Linked DNA regions of Homo sapiens: region 1 is linked to region 2. A link is a loop called in an ENCODE intact Hi-C map of the cell type or tissue named here. Cell type or tissue: B cell. All regions are shown on one strand. Each heading gives the region's core, and the rest is flanking DNA. Links, peaks and the distances in the headings are about the cores only.

Evidence for each region. A loop is a pair of places that touch in the nucleus more often than their neighbours do. Peaks named below come from ENCODE experiments on the same cell type or tissue, not always from the same donor. Only the 100,000 strongest peaks of a DNase experiment are listed, where the experiment ranks them.
Region 1: it touches region 2 in a loop (7-fold over the local background); 7 of 110 quality-filtered maps call a loop at or near these places.

Annotation. Positions count from the first base shown.
Region 1 is chr22:23,168,974-23,177,803 of GRCh38, reverse strand. It overlaps a transcript of RSPH14 not described here and a transcript of RAB36 not described here. Among named protein-coding and RNA genes, the nearest start is that of BCR, 7.1 kb to the left of the region's middle. RefSeq lists a silencer at 849-948 and enhancers at 1,336-1,435, 3,528-3,822, 3,808-3,857. In B cell, for the core only: CTCF peaks have their summits at 3,494 and 3,696 (motif pointing left); a DNase peak (open chromatin) is centred at 3,693.
Region 2 is chr22:22,954,783-22,963,612 of GRCh38, reverse strand. No RefSeq gene overlaps it. Among named protein-coding and RNA genes, the nearest start is that of IGLL5, 71 kb to the right of the region's middle. RefSeq lists an enhancer at 8,752-8,830. In B cell, for the core only: CTCF peaks have their summits at 4,025 and 4,236 (motif pointing left); DNase peaks (open chromatin) are centred at 4,222 and 4,949.

The sequences.
Region 1 (8,830 bases), core at 2,437-4,936, 220 kb before region 2:
AAGCTGTTTAGTTTGAGTTTGCATGCTCTGTTCTCTTGGCATAGCAAATGGCTTTTTGTTAGGCACAAGGACACGTCCAGATAGTGGCTTTCTCCCTTGTGGGACAGCCTCTTCTGGCCCCAAGGACACTGTTCTCTCCTCAGGACTTCCCTGAAAGCACCCCTATCCTGAGCCTCTGGGCCTTTCCTGTAGAGTTTTCTTATCATCCATCCCTCCCTAGGGAGGAATGCAGCAGGGCATGGGCATGGGCATGGGGTTTAGACACACATAACACTCTGTAATCCCCCACTCAGTGTCTGTTCCAACTAGATCTAAACTCTGCAAGGTCACAGACCTGTTTGTCTTGTTCCCCTATGTCTCTCATATAGTGAGCTCAGAGTAAGTGCTCAACCAGGTCTGGTGGAATGAGGAACCAGATGTGTGCATGGCCTGGAGGGCAGATAGGTCACCGAGAGCGATGCCTGTGTATGGGGGAGGAAGTGATAAGGCATTCACAGCCCGGCTATAGCAAAGGTGTGTGTGTCCTGTGGGAGAAGGCACAGTTCGGGGAAAGGCTTGCCAGGGGAGGTGATGCCTGAGCTGGTCCTAAGGACAAGGACCAGGTAGGCAAAGGACAAGGAGGCTTCAAAGTTCTGTTTGAGGAGCAGCCAGGTTGGGAGATGAGGCTGGTGTAGGCAGTAGGAAGTGGGATCAGAGGTGAGGCAGGGCCTTGTAGGCCTGCACAAAGTTTGGGTTTTATTCTAAATGCAAGGAAAAGCTGCTCAAAGGTTCTAGACCTGCACTGTCCGATAGAACTTGCCAGTACCATGGGCATGTTCTGTAATCTGTGCTGCACAATGTGGCAGCCACGAGCTGCCCCGTGTGATTACTGAGCATCTGAAACGTGGCTGGGGCAGCTGAAGAACTGAATGTTTGGTTTCGTGTTAGTGAGTTTCAATGGCCACCGTGGCTGCTGTACTCAACCGCACAGGAAGCGGGGTGACTTGCTGGGGTCTGTTGCATGGAAGGTTGGGCGTGGGAGGTGGGAGTAGGGGGAGTGGTTGGGGATTGTGGCAATTGTTTATGAGGAAGGCATTGGTGACCCAGAATAGGGCAGAAGCAAGGTACCCCAGAGAAGGGGTTAGAATTCAGGAGCATTCTGGAAGTAAAACTCATGGGACTTGTAGATGGAGTGGGTGTGGGGAATGAGGGATGTTGGGGTGATCAGACCCAACACCAGGCCGTGGGGGCGACAAAGTCTGGCGGAGTCAAAGGAGTGAGAAAAGGCAAGAGAGAAAGTGGGACCAGGGGGCCAACGCTAGTATAGAGGCTGCAAAGGCCTCTAGCCCTAGGAGCCTATGCTATTTATTGGTGATCAAACAAAGAAACAGGTGGTGAGGATGTGGGGATTGAAAGGAAGCGGTGTATCAAGCAAATGAGCTACAGCTGTGACAGTTTAGCATTTTCTTTGAAACATATGGCTACTTGAGATAATGAGAGTGCTAGAAGGAAGGAGCCAGCAAGTCTAGCAGACATGCAAGCCCTGCCTCAGCTTCTCTCCCCACACCCAGCTTTTCCCCAACAGAGGGAGGCCAGCTCATGGGGATGACTTTGGGATGGTGACTGCAACAGGCAAGCAGAGGTGCCTGCACAGGGCTTCAGGTCCGCATAGCCCATCCATGAGCAGGCATCAGGCAGAGGGTGACCCTGTTGCACCAAGGAGCAATGAAGACCTCAGAGAGAAAGTGGAGTGTTGCCAGTGAATCGATGTTGTTTGTTGCCACGGGGCTGGAGACTCTCCCCCTGCCTGCGTGAGGCTGGGTGGAGAAGGGACAGTTACTGGACTAGGGGGGAAGTAGAGGCAGAGGGACTGAGAAGGGACTGGCCAGGGAGATGATGGGGACCCTGGAGTCTGAGCGGAGAAGACTCAGTGAAGAAGGCAGAGCCTCATGCTGATAGCTGCTGTTCCCTCAGTGGGAAGGATGCTAGCTGAGTCTGGCATCATGAGGCCGGCAGGGCAGAGGTGGGCCCTGGAACTTGGCTGCAGAAGCTGGAGGCTGGATGGGCCCTGAGCGCTACCCCAGGAGCCTTCTGAGGGGTTCAGCAGGAGGAGGGGGCTTCACCAAGGGCTCCACAGCTGTCTATGAGCAGTGGGTGACATTTATTTTCTAAATCATCATGCTTTTCTAAATTCTTCATAATAAAACGCCTATCTATGGCTCACGCCTGTAATCCCAGCACTTTGGGAGGCTAGGCGGGCGGGTCACTTGAGGTCAGGAGTTTAAGATCAGACTGGCCAATATGGTGAAACCCTGTCTCTACCAAAAATATAAAAATTAGCTGGGCATGGTGACTCCAGAGGCGGAGGCTGGAGAATTGCTTGGATCCAGTAGGCGGAGGTTGCAGTGAGGGGAGATTACGCCACTGCACTCCAGCCTGGGTGATGGAGTGAGACTCTGTCTCAAGAAAAAACAAACAAACAAGCCAACCCACCTATCTTTTGTAATTTAAAAAAAAATAGATTTTTTGCCAAGTGCCGTGGCTGACGCCTGTAATCCCAGCACTTTGGGAGGCCGAGGCGGGCAGATCATGAGGTCAGGATATCGAGACCATTCTGGCTAACACGGTGAAACCCCGACTCTACTAAAAATACAAAAACAAATTAGCCGGGTGTGGTGGTGGGCGTCTGTAGTCCCAGCTACTCGGAGGCTGAGGCAGGAGAATGGCGTGAACCCAGGAGGCGGAGCTTGTAGTGAGCCAAGATTGCGTCACTGCACTCCAGCCTGGGTGACAGAGCGAGACTCTGTCTGAAAAAAAAAAAAAATTTTTTTTTTACAATCTTTTTTTCTTTTTTTTTGAGACGGAGTTTTGCTCTTGTTGCCCAGGCTGCAGTGCAATGGCGTGATCTCAGCTCACCACAACCTCCGCTTCCCGGTTCAAGCAATTCTCCTGCCTCAGCCTCCCGAGTAGCTGGGATTACAGGCATGCACCACCATTCCTGGCTAATTTTGTATTTTTAGTAGAAACGGGGTTTCTCCATGTTGGTCAGGCTGGTTGCGAACTCCCAACCTCAGGGGATCCACCTGCCTCAGCCTCCCAAAGTACTGGGATTACAGGCGTGAGCCACCACACTCAGCTTTTTTTTTTTTTACAACTTTATTGAAGTATAATTGAAGTGTCATAAACTGCGCATAAGGAGTGCGATTTGATGAGTGTTGACATCTGTGTATACTTTGAAGCCATCGCCACAATTAGATAACAAGTATTTCCAGCATCCCCAATCCATATTATGTTTTTAAATCTCGAAACTAAAATATAACAGAGAAGTGGGGTTTTTGGTGATGTTCCCCCTCAATTTCCCTTGTTCTCTGAGTGTGGTTACATGATTCTATTATTTATTTATTTACTTATATATTTTTTGAGATGGGGGTCTCGCTCTGTGACCCATGCTGGAGTGCATTATTGCAATCCTAGCTCACTGCAGCCTTAGACGCCTGGGCTTAAGTGATCCTCCTAACTCAGCTCCCCGAAGTGCTGGGATTACAGGCGTGAGCCACAGTGCCCAGCCTAGAAGTAATTTTAAAATCAAAACACACACACACACCGTCACACACCCTCAGCAGCAGCCCAAGTGGTTCCTAGGCCCCAAGCAAAAGTTCCAGCAAACCCCTCCCGGAGGCCACCCTTTCCCTTTACTGGAAGAACAGGCTGGGACCCAACCGCCCCCTCTGCTGGAGACAATGCAGAACTTCTCATGCCTCAAAGCCCTGGGGATGGAAAGCATGCAGGTGTCAGTCAACAGATGAAAGAATAGAGGCTGGGCACAGTGGCTCACACCTGTAATCCCAGCACTTTGGGAGGCCGAGGAGGGTGGATCATTTGAGGTCAGGAGTTCAAGACCAGCCTGACCAACATGGCGAAACCCTGTCTCTACTAAAAATATGAAAAAGTTAGCCTGGTGTGGTGGCGCATGCCTGTAGTCCCAGCTACTCAGGAGGCTGAGGCAAGAGAATCGCTGGAACCCAGGAGATGGACGTTTGCAGTGAGCCAAGATCGTGCTGCTGCACTCCAGCCTAGGTGACAGAGCGAGACTCCGTCTCAAAATAAATAAATAGTAAATAATAACGGAGAAGAAGTTTGAGACCAGCCTGGGCACCATAGTGAGACCCCATCTCTAAAAAAAAAAAACAAAAAACAAAAAACCAAAAATAAAAAAATTACCTGAGCATTGTGGCATGTGTCTGTAGTCCCAGCTACTCTGGAGGCTGAGGTGGAAGGATTGCTTGAGCCAGGGAGGTTGAAGTTTTAGTGAGCTATGATCATACCCCTGCACTCCAGCCTGGGCGACAGAGTGAGACCCTGTCTCAAATTAAATAAATAAATGAAAAGAAGGCCAGGCACAGTGGCTGATGCCTGTAATCTCAGAACTTTGGGAGGCCGAGGCGGGCGGCTCACGAGGTCAGGAGATCGAGATCATCCTGGCTAACATGTTGAAACCCCATCTCTGCTAAAAATACAAAAAATTAGCTGGGCATGGTGGCAGGCACCTGTAGTCCCAGCTATTTGGGAGGCTGAGGCAGGAGAATGGCGTGAACCTGGAAGGCGGAGCTTGCAGTGAGCGGAGATCGCGCCACTGCACTCCAGCCTGGGTGACAGAGCGAGACTCCGTCTCAAAGAAAAAAAAGAAAAAAAGAAAGAAAGAAACTGTGGTACATCCAGACAATGGAATATTAATCAGCACTAAAAAGAAAGGAGCTGACAAGCCATGGAAAAACATGGAGGAAACTTAAATGCCTATTACCATATGAAAAGACACTATTCTGAAAAGGCTACATACTGTATGATTCCAAATATATGACATTCTTTTTTTTTTTTTAGATGCAGTCTCGTTCTGTACCCCAGGCTGGAGTGCAGTGGGGCGATCTCGGCTCACTGCAAGTTCCGCCTCCTGGGTTCATGCCATTCTCCTGCCTCAGCCTCCCGAGTAGCTGGGACTACAGGCGCCTGCCACCACACCCGGCTAATTTTTTGTATTTTTAGTAGAGATGGGGTTTCACCGTGTTAGCCAGGATGGTCTCGATCTCCTGACCTCACAATCCACCCTGCCTCGGCCTCCCAAAGTGCTGGGATTAAAGGTGTGAGCCACCGTGCCCAGTCTTTTTTTTTTTTTTTGAGACGGATTCTTGCTCCGCCTCCTGGGTTCATACCATTTCCTGCCTCAGCCTCCCAAGTAGCTGGGACTACAGGCACCCACTACCGCGCCTGGCTAATTTTTTGTATTTTTTTAGTAGAGATGGGGTTTCACCATGGTCTTGATCTCCTGACCTCGTGATCTGCCCGCCTCGGCCTCCCAAAGTGCTGGGATTACAGGCTGAGCCACTGCACCTGGCCTTTTTTTTTTTTTTTTTTGAGACAGAATCTCGCTCTGTCACCCAGGCTGGAGTACAATGGTGTGATCTTGGCTCACAGCAACCTCCACCTCCCGGATTCAAGCAGTTCTCCCACCTCAGCCTCCCAAGTAGCTGGGACTATACGCGCACCATCACTATAGGCAGAGATTGTAGTGAGCCATGATAGTGCCACTGCACTCCAGAGGGGCAACAGAACCAGACGCTGTCTGAAAAAGAAAAAAATGAAATGAAATATTGTACTGATAAATGCTACAACATGGATGAGCCTTGAAAACATTATGCTAAGTGAAAGAAGCAGTCACAAAAAGCCACATATTGTATGATTCCATTTGTATGTCTTATTCTTACAGAATCAGTTTATGATGGCAATTGTTTTAACAGATGGATATAAAATGCATTAAGGAAGGGTGCTTTTTAACAATTTTTGTTTCTTCTTCCTGGTAACCAGGTGCTTGAGGACTGGCCTGTTAGATAGGAAGCTGACTACAGATATGTGCCACCGATCCTGGCTTCCACTTTTTCACTGTTGTCAATAACATTGCTTGTTTTTTTTTTTTTGTTTTTTTTTTTTGAGACAGAGTTTTGCTCTTGTTGCCCAGGCTGGAGTGCAATGGCAAGATCTCAGCTCACCGCAATCTCTACCTCCCAGTTTCAAGCGATTCTCTTGCCTCAGCCTCCCGAGTAGCTGAGATTACAGGCACGTGCCACCACGCCTGGCTAATTTTGTATTTTTAGTAGAGACGGGGTTTCACCATGTTGATCAGGCTGGTCTCAAACTCCTGACCTCAGGTGATCCACCCCCACTGCCTCTCAAGGTGCTGGGATTACAGGTGTGAGCCACCGCGCTCAGCATGAATAATATTACTTGAATGTGTATGTACATGTATACAATGGACTGAATGTTTGTGTCCCCCAAAATTTGTATGTTGAAATTCTAGCTGGGCATTGTGGTACACACTTGTAGTTCCAGCTACTCCAGAGGCTGAGGTGGGAGGGTTGCTTGAATCTAGGAGTTCTGGGCTTTAGTGCACTATGCCTGTCAGGTGTCTGCACTAAGTTCAGCATCAGTATGATGACTTCCTGGGTCATCAACATGATGACCATCAGGTTTCCTAAGGAGGAGTGAACCTGCCCAGGTAGAAAGTGTAGGCCAGGCTCAGTGGCTCACGCCTGTAATCCCAGCACTTTGGGAGGCCACAGTGGGTGGATCATGAGGTCAGGAGATTGAGACCATCCTGGCCAACATGGTGAAACCTTGTCTCTACTAAAAATACAAAAATTGGCTGGGCGTGGTGGTGCACGCCTGTAGTCCCAGCTACTCAGGAGGCTGAGGCAGGAGGATCGCTTGAACCCGGGAGGCAGAGGCCGCAGTGAGCCAAGATTGCACTACTGCACTCCAGCCTGGGGACAGAGTGAGACTCCACCTTGAAAAAAAAAGAAGAAAAAAGAAAGTGCAACAGGCTAAAACTTCTGTGCCAATCAGTAGTGGGATTGTGCCTGTGAATAGCCACAGCACGCCAGCCTGGGGAACATAGTCAGACCCCATCTCTAAGTGGGAAATATGTAGGTATATATATATATATATATATGAAATTCTAACCCTCAATGTGCCTCGGAGGTAGTTAAGTCCTGGGTGGAGTCCTCGTGAATGGGATTAGTGGCCTTATTTATTTATTTATTTTGAGGTGGAGTCTCGCTCTGTCACCAGGCTGGAGTGCAGTGGCATGATCTCAGCTCACTGCAACCTCCGCCTCCTGGGTTCAAGCAATTCTTCTGCCTCAGCTTCCCGAGTAGCTGGGACTACAGGTGCTCACCACCACGCCCGGCTAATTTGTTTTTTTTTCACCATGTTGCCCAAGCTTCTCTCAAACTCCTGAGCTCAGGCAGTCTGTCCGCCTCGGCCTGCCAAAGTGCTAGGATTACAGGTGTGAGCCACTGTGCCTGGCTGGGATTAGTGGCCTTTTAAAGGAACCCTGAAGAGCGCTCTCAAATTCTTTTTGCTATGTGAGGATACAGTGAGAATTCTACAGTTTGTGACCTAGAAAAGGGCCCTTGCCAGAATCCAACCGTGTTGGCACCCTGATCTGGAACTTCCAGCCTCCGGGACTGTGAGAAATAAATTTCTGTTGTTCTAAAAACCACCTAGACTATGGCAGGCTCCCACTAAGGCAATGTACTTGTTTGAGTCTGCTTTCAGTTCTTTGGAGGATATACCTAGGAACGGTATATTTCTGGGCCATGTCATGTGACAATTCTATGTTTTACTTTTTGGGGAACTGCACAGGTGGCTTTTTCTTTTTTTGCTTTTTTTTTTTTTTTTAAAGGGTCTTGTTCAGTTGCTTAGGAGGGAGTGCAGTGGCACAATCTCAGCTCTCTGCAGTCTCAAGCTTCTGGGCCCAAGCGATCCTTCCACCTCAGCCTCACAAGTAGCTGGGACTACAGGCACACACCACCATGCCCAGCTAATTTTTATAGTTTTTGTAGAGACAGTTTTGCCATGTTGCCCTGTTCTCGAATTCCTGAGCTCAAGCGATCCGCCCACCTCCACCTCCCAAAGTGCCAGAATTACAGGTGTGCACCACCGCACCCAGCCAAGGTACCTTTTTCTAATTCACCCAAAGGCCCCTTGTGGGTGGGTGCAATGGCTCTGCTCATGAGGGTCACACAGTCTTCAGGGGTCCTATCCAACCAGCCCTCACCAGGGGGCCAGCCTGGAACTGAGGTCCTTCAGCGTGATTTCTTTCCACCTCCCCAGCCATTACCCCAACAAGAGGCAGGGAAACGGGCTCAGAGAGTGACCTCCCCAAGTCACATAGCAATAACTGGGGGCCCAGACTTGAGCCCAACCTCCTGAGTCACAATCAGTACCATCAGGCAAGACATTGTAGATGGCTGGGCTTTCTGCCCTCAGATCTGCCTGAGCCCGAATTAAAAGCCTGCGTGAGCTTTTGTTCTTTCTTGCTCCTTTTCCGCGCTGTCTCCACCCCTGTCCCCACCCACTTGGGAGGCTGGAGGCCAGAGGAGGGCTCCCTTCAAGTGGGATGTGGCCATGTGACCACCATCCATCATCTGTCATCCATCATCTGTCATCTATCAACCATAGGGAGCTGGGGGCAAGATCAGAAAACTGGGCCATCAATACAGCTGTCCTTTATTCCTGCCCCCAGCCAGAGTGCGGAGCAAAGATCTGAGGGCCATCTTTGTCCAGTGAGAAACGAGCCCCTGTGGAGCTGCTGGTCCCAGGTTCCGAGTGACTGGGGCTGTGAACCTTCCCTTCCAGACCTGGGCCCCTCCTCAGGAACTCCACTGCCTTCTGCAGAATCAATTATTGATGAGGTCCCTGCAGTCAGGAGAATCCCAGCGGAGTCTCCTGGCCACCATTGGCAGCCTTCACAGGAGGCGAAATTGCTGGGACAAGATGAGCTCGTTCCCGAAGACAG
Region 2 (8,830 bases), core at 3,261-5,760:
AACAACATGGATGGAACTGGAGGTCATTGTGCTAAGTGAAATAAGCCAGGCACAGAAAGGCAAACACATGTTCTCACTTATTTATGGGATCTAAAAATCGAAGCAATTGAACACATGAAGATAGAGAGTAGAAGGATGGTTACCAGAGGATGAGATGGGGGTGGGAAGGGGAGAGGGAGGTGGGGATGGTTAATGGGTACAAAAAAGTAGTTAAAAAGAATGGATATGAATAAATTTGACAGCACAACAGAGTGACTATAGTCAGTAATAATTTAATTATACATTTAAAAATAACTAAAAGAGTGTAATTGAATTGTTTGTGACACAAAGAATAAATTCTTCAGGGGGATGGATACCCAATTTTACAAGATGTGATTATTACACATTGCAAGCCTGTGTGAAAACATCTCATGTATCCCATAAATACATATACCTGCCTAGGTACCCACCCAAATTAAAATTAAAAATTAAAAAATATTTTATTGCTAAAAATAATACAATAATAAAAGCAATGCAGTATAACAACTATTTACAGATAATTTACATGTATTAGGTATTATAAGTAATCTAGAGATGATTTAAAGTATATGGGAGAATGTGCTTAAGTTATATGCAAATACTACATTATTTTATATAAGGCACTAGAGCATCCTTAGATTTTGGTATCCTTGGGTGGTCTTGGAACTGATCTCCCAGTATCTGTACTTCATTTCTCCTCTCTAGCCTCTGTGATATTGTTGTATGTTTTACTTTACATTTGTTATAAATGTTAAATTTTAATTTATGAATGTCATTATTTCTCCTTTAAATAGTTTAATATTCTTTAAAGAGATTTAAATAATTAGGAACAAGTCTGTATATTTATCCATATAGTTTCCATTTTTGGCACCCTTCGTTACTCCTTTGTGTAGACCCAGATTTCCATGCGATGTCATTTTCTTTTTGCTTGAAGACTTTCTTTAAAAATTCTTATAGTGAAAATTCAATGATACATTCAGCTTTTGTACGTCTAAAAAATCTCAGCCTTCTTTTTCGAAAGATATTTGTGCTAGGTAAATAATTCTAGGATGAACTTTTTTCCTTTAAATTCTTTAAAGATATTGTTCCACTCTCTTCTAACTTGCATTGTGTCTTTTATTTTTTATTTTGTTGAGACAGGGTCTCACTCTGTTGCTAAGGCTGGAGTGCAGTGATGTGATTATAGCTCAGTGCAGCCTCTAACTCCTGGGCTCAAGTGATCCTCCTGCCTTAGCTTCCTGAGTAGCTAGGACTACAGTGATGCACCATCACACCAGCTAATTAAAAAAATTTTTTTTTTGTAGAGACAGGGTCTCGCTATGTTGCCCAGGTTGGTCTTGAACTCCTGGCCTCAAGTTATCCTCTCATCTCGGCCTCCCAAAGTGGTGGGATTACTGGCATGAGCCACTGTACCTGGCCACTTGCATTGTTTTTCTGAGAAATCTGCTGTCATCCTTTTCTTTGTTCTTCTGCATATAATGTATTTTTTTTCTTCTGGCCACTTAAAATTTTCTCTTAGATGAGTTGGTTTAAGAAATTTGATGATCATAGTGTGACTTGGTATGGTTTTCTTCATGTTTTTGTGATTACGGTTGGTTGAACTTTTTTAATCCGTAGGTATACAGTTTTCATCACATTAAGAAAATTTTCTGTCATTATTTTTTCAAATCCCCTCTTCTTTTTCAGAGACTTTAACCACATATATATTTTACCACTGGCATTTATCTCACAGGTCACTGATGTTCTCTTTATTTTTTTAGTCCTTTAACCCTCTGATAATTTTGTATAATTTCTACTGCTCTGCCTTCAAGTTCACTAATCTTTTCTTCTGCAGTTTCTAATCTGTCATTAATTCCATCTAGTGTATTTTTCATCACATTGTTTTCTATAAGTTTAATTTGGTTTTAGAAAAAACCTTCTGTGCATTCGCCAAAAATGTTTAATCCTTCCTCTAGTTCCTTATACATATGGAATAGTATTATAATAACTGCTTTAATGACCTTATCTATTTATTACCTATGTCAATTTTGGATCAGCTTTGACTGGCTGATATTTTCCTAACTATGGATCATATTCTTCCACTTCTTTGCCTGCATGTTAATTTGTAGTTGAATGCTAGACATTGTGCATTTTATCTTTGCAGGTGCTAGATATTTTTGTATTCTTAAGTTGTGTTCTGGTACACAGTTAAATTATTTTGAAACAGTTTAATCTATCCCCAGCTTTCTTTTAACATTTTTACATGAGACCACAACAGCATTAAGTCTATGGTTAATTTTGTCCACAGATCAGGAAGACTCCTCTGAGTACTCTACCTGATGCTTAATGAATTATGAGATTTTCTGTACTTGTTGATGAGGTCAGGCATTATTTTCAGCCCTGAATTTTCTCTGGGGATTGTTCTGTTCAATGCTTTTGGGTAGTCTTTTTCTTGGCCTCAGGTACATTCCTCATATGCATACACTGATCACTACTCAGTATAATACTTACACTCTCGTATTTGCAGAGTTCTCTTTCTGTTAAGCTCCCTCCTCTTTGGTACTCTGCCCTATGAACTCCAGCGGCCTGGGATCCCAAGCAGCTCTGTTTCTTCAACTCGGGGAGGCCAGTGGGCTGTGGTTACGTTCTCTCCTCCTTGAGCCTCAGACTGGAAACTCTCCATGCAGTAATCTGGGGCAATCGTGGGGCTCATCTTATTCATTTCTCATCTCTTATAAACCACTATCTTTCATTGCCTGATGTCCAGTGACTTAAATATTTTGTGTTGTTTTTAAAATTATTCCAGGCCTAAAAATAAATCCAGCTCCTGTTACTCCATGTTGACCAGAATGTATAATTGTTATTGCTGTTTTTTTTCTTTAAAAAACACCTTTATTGAGATGACTTATCCAATTAAACTGAGGCTCATTTGCAGGGATAGTTTTTGAGGTCAGTGTTTGAGGTTTGCTTTGACCCCAAGAGGTCTGTTTTTAGCCATGTCTTTTCCTGGTTCTCTCTGATAAACTAGCTGGCCTATGGTCTAGTTTATGTCACTAATGAACTTACCAGTTTCCTCTCAATTGCTTTTTGCCCAAGCTTCATTGTTTTGAAAGTCCCCTTAATGTTGAACTTTGTACTCATTTGCAAATAAAGTCAGTTCATTCGGGAAGGGCTTTAGAGCTCTCTATGTCCTGCCTTTCCTCTTGGGGAAATGTTTCAGGAGCTTTTGGCTATGGCTCTGGGGCTGGGTGGGGACAGTGGTAGGTAGCTACTTTCTGAGTGACACCCCTGCTTTAGGAGGTGGGTGCTTATTGGAGAGTCTATTGTATTCCCAGCTTGCTTCTCATAGCATGGAACCTCTACTTTACAAATGAGCTGGTTGATGGTGCCAGTATTCTCAGTGTGTTGCACCCAAGGCAGGGCTTTTGTCCCACAAGTAGGGGCTGAGCAAAAGAAGAGAGCCTCAACCGATTACTACAATCACCTGGAATTTAGTCTCTGCAACAGGTAGCTGGGGTGGGAAGAAAAATGCTGATGGATTTTCCTTCTTGGGAAAATACCATAGCCCTTGACTGGGAGCTGGGTGGAGACAGTGCTGTGTCCTTGGCTGTACCCACCTGGAGTGGAGTTTCTGTCACATTTTGCTGGCAGTGGGAGGAATGGAGCAGGTCGTGGTTGAAATGCCACAGACCCTCCCATTTCTTGCCAGGTTTTAATAGATGTTCTTGAATTAAATGTTTTTTTATTTGCTGTATGCCCTAAGGCCATTTCTAGAGACTTTAAATAAATACATATATCTTAAATATTTTATACACACACACAATTGCCCATTCTGGAAGTGGAAGTCCCCCGTCTCCACCCCCAGGAGGTTTTCAACACTCTAGATGTGGATGCCCAGCTGACCGCTCACTCTGCCTCCCACTGCAGGAAGACTCAAGGATAGATGCCCCAGTGAGTCAACCTCCTAGCTTCTTTTCAAATTCAAACAATCTTTTCTCTAGCCACACCTTGGTTCATAGGCTAAAACCCTTGTTACTTGGATTTGACCTTTTTGAGAATTTTTGGAGCGTGCACAGTCTTGTTGAACCCTAATGCAACCAAGTAGTTGTGTAGTTCTCTTCTAGGGTCAGATTCACTCTCATCAGATAATGTGTGGACCCGGGAAACAAATTATCTGTACATGCTGGCCGTCTCCCTGCATTTCCGCCACCTGGTGGGCAATTTTCACATGGACTGCCTTGAATCTGGATTATATTTGGTGGTCTCTGGCACCCTCCGGTGATGAGATATTTTAGCCCTGTGTTTTGTGGTAGTTTGACCGTATTTCATTTGTGATGAAGTGATTTTTGACCTGTATAACTGCTTTACAAGGAAACACACTTGGAGCTTGTTCACTGAGGGGCTGGAATAGTCAATCTGCATCCATGTCCACAGGCTGTTGGCTGGCATTTCTTCGGTGATGAGTCTGGTTTAGCCTCATTGTGAGAACATGCAAGGTGTGTGCATCCCTGGGTCTCTAGTTTAGTGTTCCTTCCAGGTCTTGGGCACCTATCCCAGCAGATCTTGGTGGCAATCATGAAGGATATCCTGGGGACATCACAACATAGTCCTCTCCCAGTTTTGCTGGCCAGCAGTGAAAAGACCGAGAGGCTGCTTTCGGGTCTTGTTTTTACAACTAGACCTTCGAAAGACATAAAGCATCTGTGTCCCTGCTTTGTAAGGTTCCAATCACCCCAGATCTTTTTCTTCATCCCCATGAGCAGTGGGGGGTCACGTTAACAATTTGGATCCAGTTATTCTCAGCAGCTAATGTCCTTCCAGCAGAGAGGGCGGACGCTGGGACTGTCCCATCATCGATGTTCCTCCAGCTCAGCCATCTTCTGGCTGCTGGACCAGATTGTCTGACTTTATTACCCAAGGGCTGAAAGGCTTATTGTCCCTGTGGCCACTTGGAAGCTTATGATCTTTGACTCCTGAGCTGTATTCTGTCATCCATTTAGCATAATATAGCGATCAGTCCAAGGACTCCAGTTCCTTATTTTACTTGTGAAGGATCATTTAGAAAAAAAATTCAACCTCCTTAGCAGTAGTTTGTCCTGGAATGTTGGTTTTATTAATAATTACTGTGGGTTACACCTCCCCTGCCTTCTCACCTTCTTTGAGGTTTCCCACATGAAAACCCCTGACACTGACTGAGGGATGGTCAGATTTTTAAAAATGTGACATTGGGGTTTTGAGGACCAGCATTCACGTCCATCCTGTATGAGGCCATCCTTGAAGTCAGAAGTTTTCCACTCTGAACCATCATTAGAGGAGTCATCGCTATGGTGACATGATGGTTTTCTCTCTTTCCATGAACTTGGAGATGGGGAATTATTTGAAAAGATAGAGAGCTGAGTGTCCAACCTCACTCTGGTCATATGACGTCTCTAGGGGAGCAAAGGCTAAAGGAAATTGGTTTCCTCCTTGCTGTGCAATGCACTAGCTTTTGGACACATGGCTGTCCTGTCACTTTTTACTGGAGCTAGGCCCGAGGCATTTGCAGGAGTGTAATTTATTTGGCCCCAAGCTGTGACACGTTCTGGGTCCACCGGAAATTCTTGATTTCTTTTATACTCTGCTGGGCGGGCTTCTCTAGGGTACTTATTCTAGGAATAAATCTCACGAATCTTTGTGGGCTTTGAAGTCCACATTGCTCCTTGGAGAGGAGAGAGCATCTGCATCCATTCTTTGCTCACCCACCACCCCCGAAGTGGCCATTCCAAAGAAAGCTGCCTGTGTTCTCACTGGCTGATATCTATCCCCATTTTAACCTGATTTAGATGGGGCTGACCAGCATTTATGGTTTGGTCACAACGCTTGCCTTCTGCAGTTCCCTGTGGCAGCTGACTGTTTGCATTCTGCAAGATGAATGCCTGAAGGCTTCATTTGACTTCATTTGATTGAAGGTCTATCATAGTAGCAGTTCGGAGATGACCTTCATTTCCATGCCATCTTTTGATGCTGAGATATTGTGTCAACCAGGGTAGACTCAGGAGGCAAACCACACCAGTAATTTGAACAGGGATTTTTTCAGAGTTGTTAAACTATAAAGAGTGGTGAGCTCATGAAAAGGATAAAGCAGGACTGTACAACGTTCATGAGTAGCAGATTCAGAAAGCAGCTACCGACTCACGCGGAGTGAGTGAAGGAACTAAGAGCTTGAGAATGGGACCCCAGGCAAGGCTGAGATTCAGACTTTTCCAGGAGAGCATGGTTTTGCTGTGAGCTGTAGCCTGCCAGAGGCCAAGACGCTTGCCAGAGAGTGTGAGCAGAAGCTGGTCCATGGAAGGGCCTATCATTGCCCAGGGGTATGTGGGTGGGCTGGTGCAGGTCTGGAGGATCAGCCCCAGGGTGGAAAGGTGATTGCCTGAGGATGCAGTAGGAGCTTGTCTGTAGAAGCAGCAGCCAGGGACTTTATATTTGCACAGATAATCTTTTCACACATTGCCCTTTTAGGGATATGGAAAGTAGAGTCCTGGGCTAAACAGATGCCTTCTTTAACAGTTCACTATGGAAGCTGGATGTGGTGGCTCATGCCTGTAATCCCAGCACTTTGGGAGGCCAAGGTGGGAGGATTCCTTGAGGCCAGGAGTTCGAGACCAGCTTAGGCAAATAATGAGATTCCCCATCTCTACAAAAAATACAAAAATTAGCTAAGTGTGGTGGTGTGTGCATGTAGTCCCGGCTACTCAGGAGGCTGAGGCAGGAGGATCACTTGAGCCCAGGAGTCTGAGATTGCAGGGAGCTATGGATGCACTGCTGCTCTCTAGCCTGGGTGATACAGGGAGACCCTGTCTCAAGAAAAGGAATACACTATGGAAAAGGAGGTGAACGTTCGGTGGTCAGCAGCCTGTTGCTGCCATAGGGGGTTTTAGTGGCCAAAGGCTAAGTGTAATGGCTTTGCTATTGCAGGGGCCACCCTCACTTCCCCGCCTATCCTACCATAGGCTGAGATATTTAGGCCACTGAGATTCTGCACACAAGTCTTACACACAGAATCAGAAGGAAATTGACCAAAGAAAGGCCCTGAGATGGTTGTCCAAATTCCAGGAGGAAGCGCTCATGGTGAACCAGTGCTCTGGTCACACTAGCTGAGTAACTCTTGTTCTAGGAGTGCTGTGGTGACTGCTTTGGGTTGAGGGACGCTTCTGATAATTCTCAACCAGGGGTAAGGCAAGGGGTCTGCAGGCAGGCAGTGGGAATGACTGCTGTACGAGGTCACTGCTTATTCCAACACCAGGAGCCATGCCACTCTACCCCAGCTGCCACAGGAAGGGAGACCTGCAGGCTGCCCATGTAGGAACTCCCCAGGCATTGAGTTTTTGCTGGAGTTGATGGGTCCCAGGGTTGGTTGAGGAAGAGGACAGGAACCTTTCGTGGGGGTGCTGGTGGGAGAAGAGGGGTGTTTCTTGTTTTCCCATACTCTAGGCCCTTCTCTACATGGTCTGGGATTTGCTTGACTTTGCCACCAGATGTCGCTGTCTACTTGTACAGAAGCACGGGGAGGCGACTACAGCCTGCCCAGAACTGAGAATTAAGAAACAGGGTTGCAAAAAGCCCAGTGGTGTCCCGCAACTGGCTTGCACCAGCTCAGGAGAGCTGATGATTTAAGAGCATCTCTTCCCAACTCTGTGTTCAGTGGGGCACCTTGGTAGCTTGAAATCAGCCATGGTGGGATTATTTATACCATGGAAATGGGCAAATGCTACAAATTAGGACTCCCACCGCCCTTGCTACTCTGTTAGTTGTTAAACTTTTCCCAGCACACCAGTGGGCACAGTGACCATTTAATGACAAGGATTGGGAAACTAAGGCTCAGGCAGTTTATTGAATTAGTCACATAACTGGAAAAGAACTCTGTGTGTGAAGCGCTGTGTTAGAGAAAACAAGAGTGAACAAGTCCTTTTCGTCTGCCCAGTCACAGGAGGGAGACTCAATATCTAACTGCAGTGGAGGACTGCCCTGGTGTCTGGCCCACGCATGCTGCCTGCCTGGGTTAGTTGAGAGCTGTAAAGGAGGGTTGTAGTAAGAGCTGCGTGGTGCAAATGGAAAAGTCTGCTGATATCAAGTGTGGTAAAGAGTTAGAGAAACAGAACCCACACATTGCTAGTAGGGTGTAAATTCATCAGCCACATTAGAGGGCAGTAAAACTGAAAATGTGCATTCCTCCTGATCCAGCAGTCCTGCCTCTGGGTATTATCTGGAAGATCTTATTTGCTAATTCCTGCATTACTTGTGGTAGCAAAAAGCTGGAAACAGCCTAAATGCTGTTTAGTCGATATATATATATATATATAAATGTATCACTATATATGTGGTGGTACATATCTATAAAGAGCCTAAATGTGTAATATATAGATGTGCCACACTATCTATTTATAGTGTGTAGAAAGTATATATAGTATATATGTATATATAGTATATATATGTAGCGATACATATACATATATACACACACATATATATATGGCCTAAAAGCCTAATATATAAATGTACACTATATATATATATATATATATATATATATATATATATATATATATATATATGGCTTCTGTGCGGAATAAAAAGAAAGGACAGCAGGGAAACAGGAAAGCACCTTCTCGCCGCGGTGGCCTCGCAGCTTCCCCCAGGTGCTCTCTTTTGGCAAAGCCTAACATTGCAGCGGCGGGCAAAGGAGGGCGCTGTTTACCAGCCGGCTTCCTAGAGCTTGCGAGAAAGGGGCAATTTGCAGCTAGAACATTCCGCTGATAACTGGCAGAGTTCACCCGCTTTCCTACTTAGCTTCCGT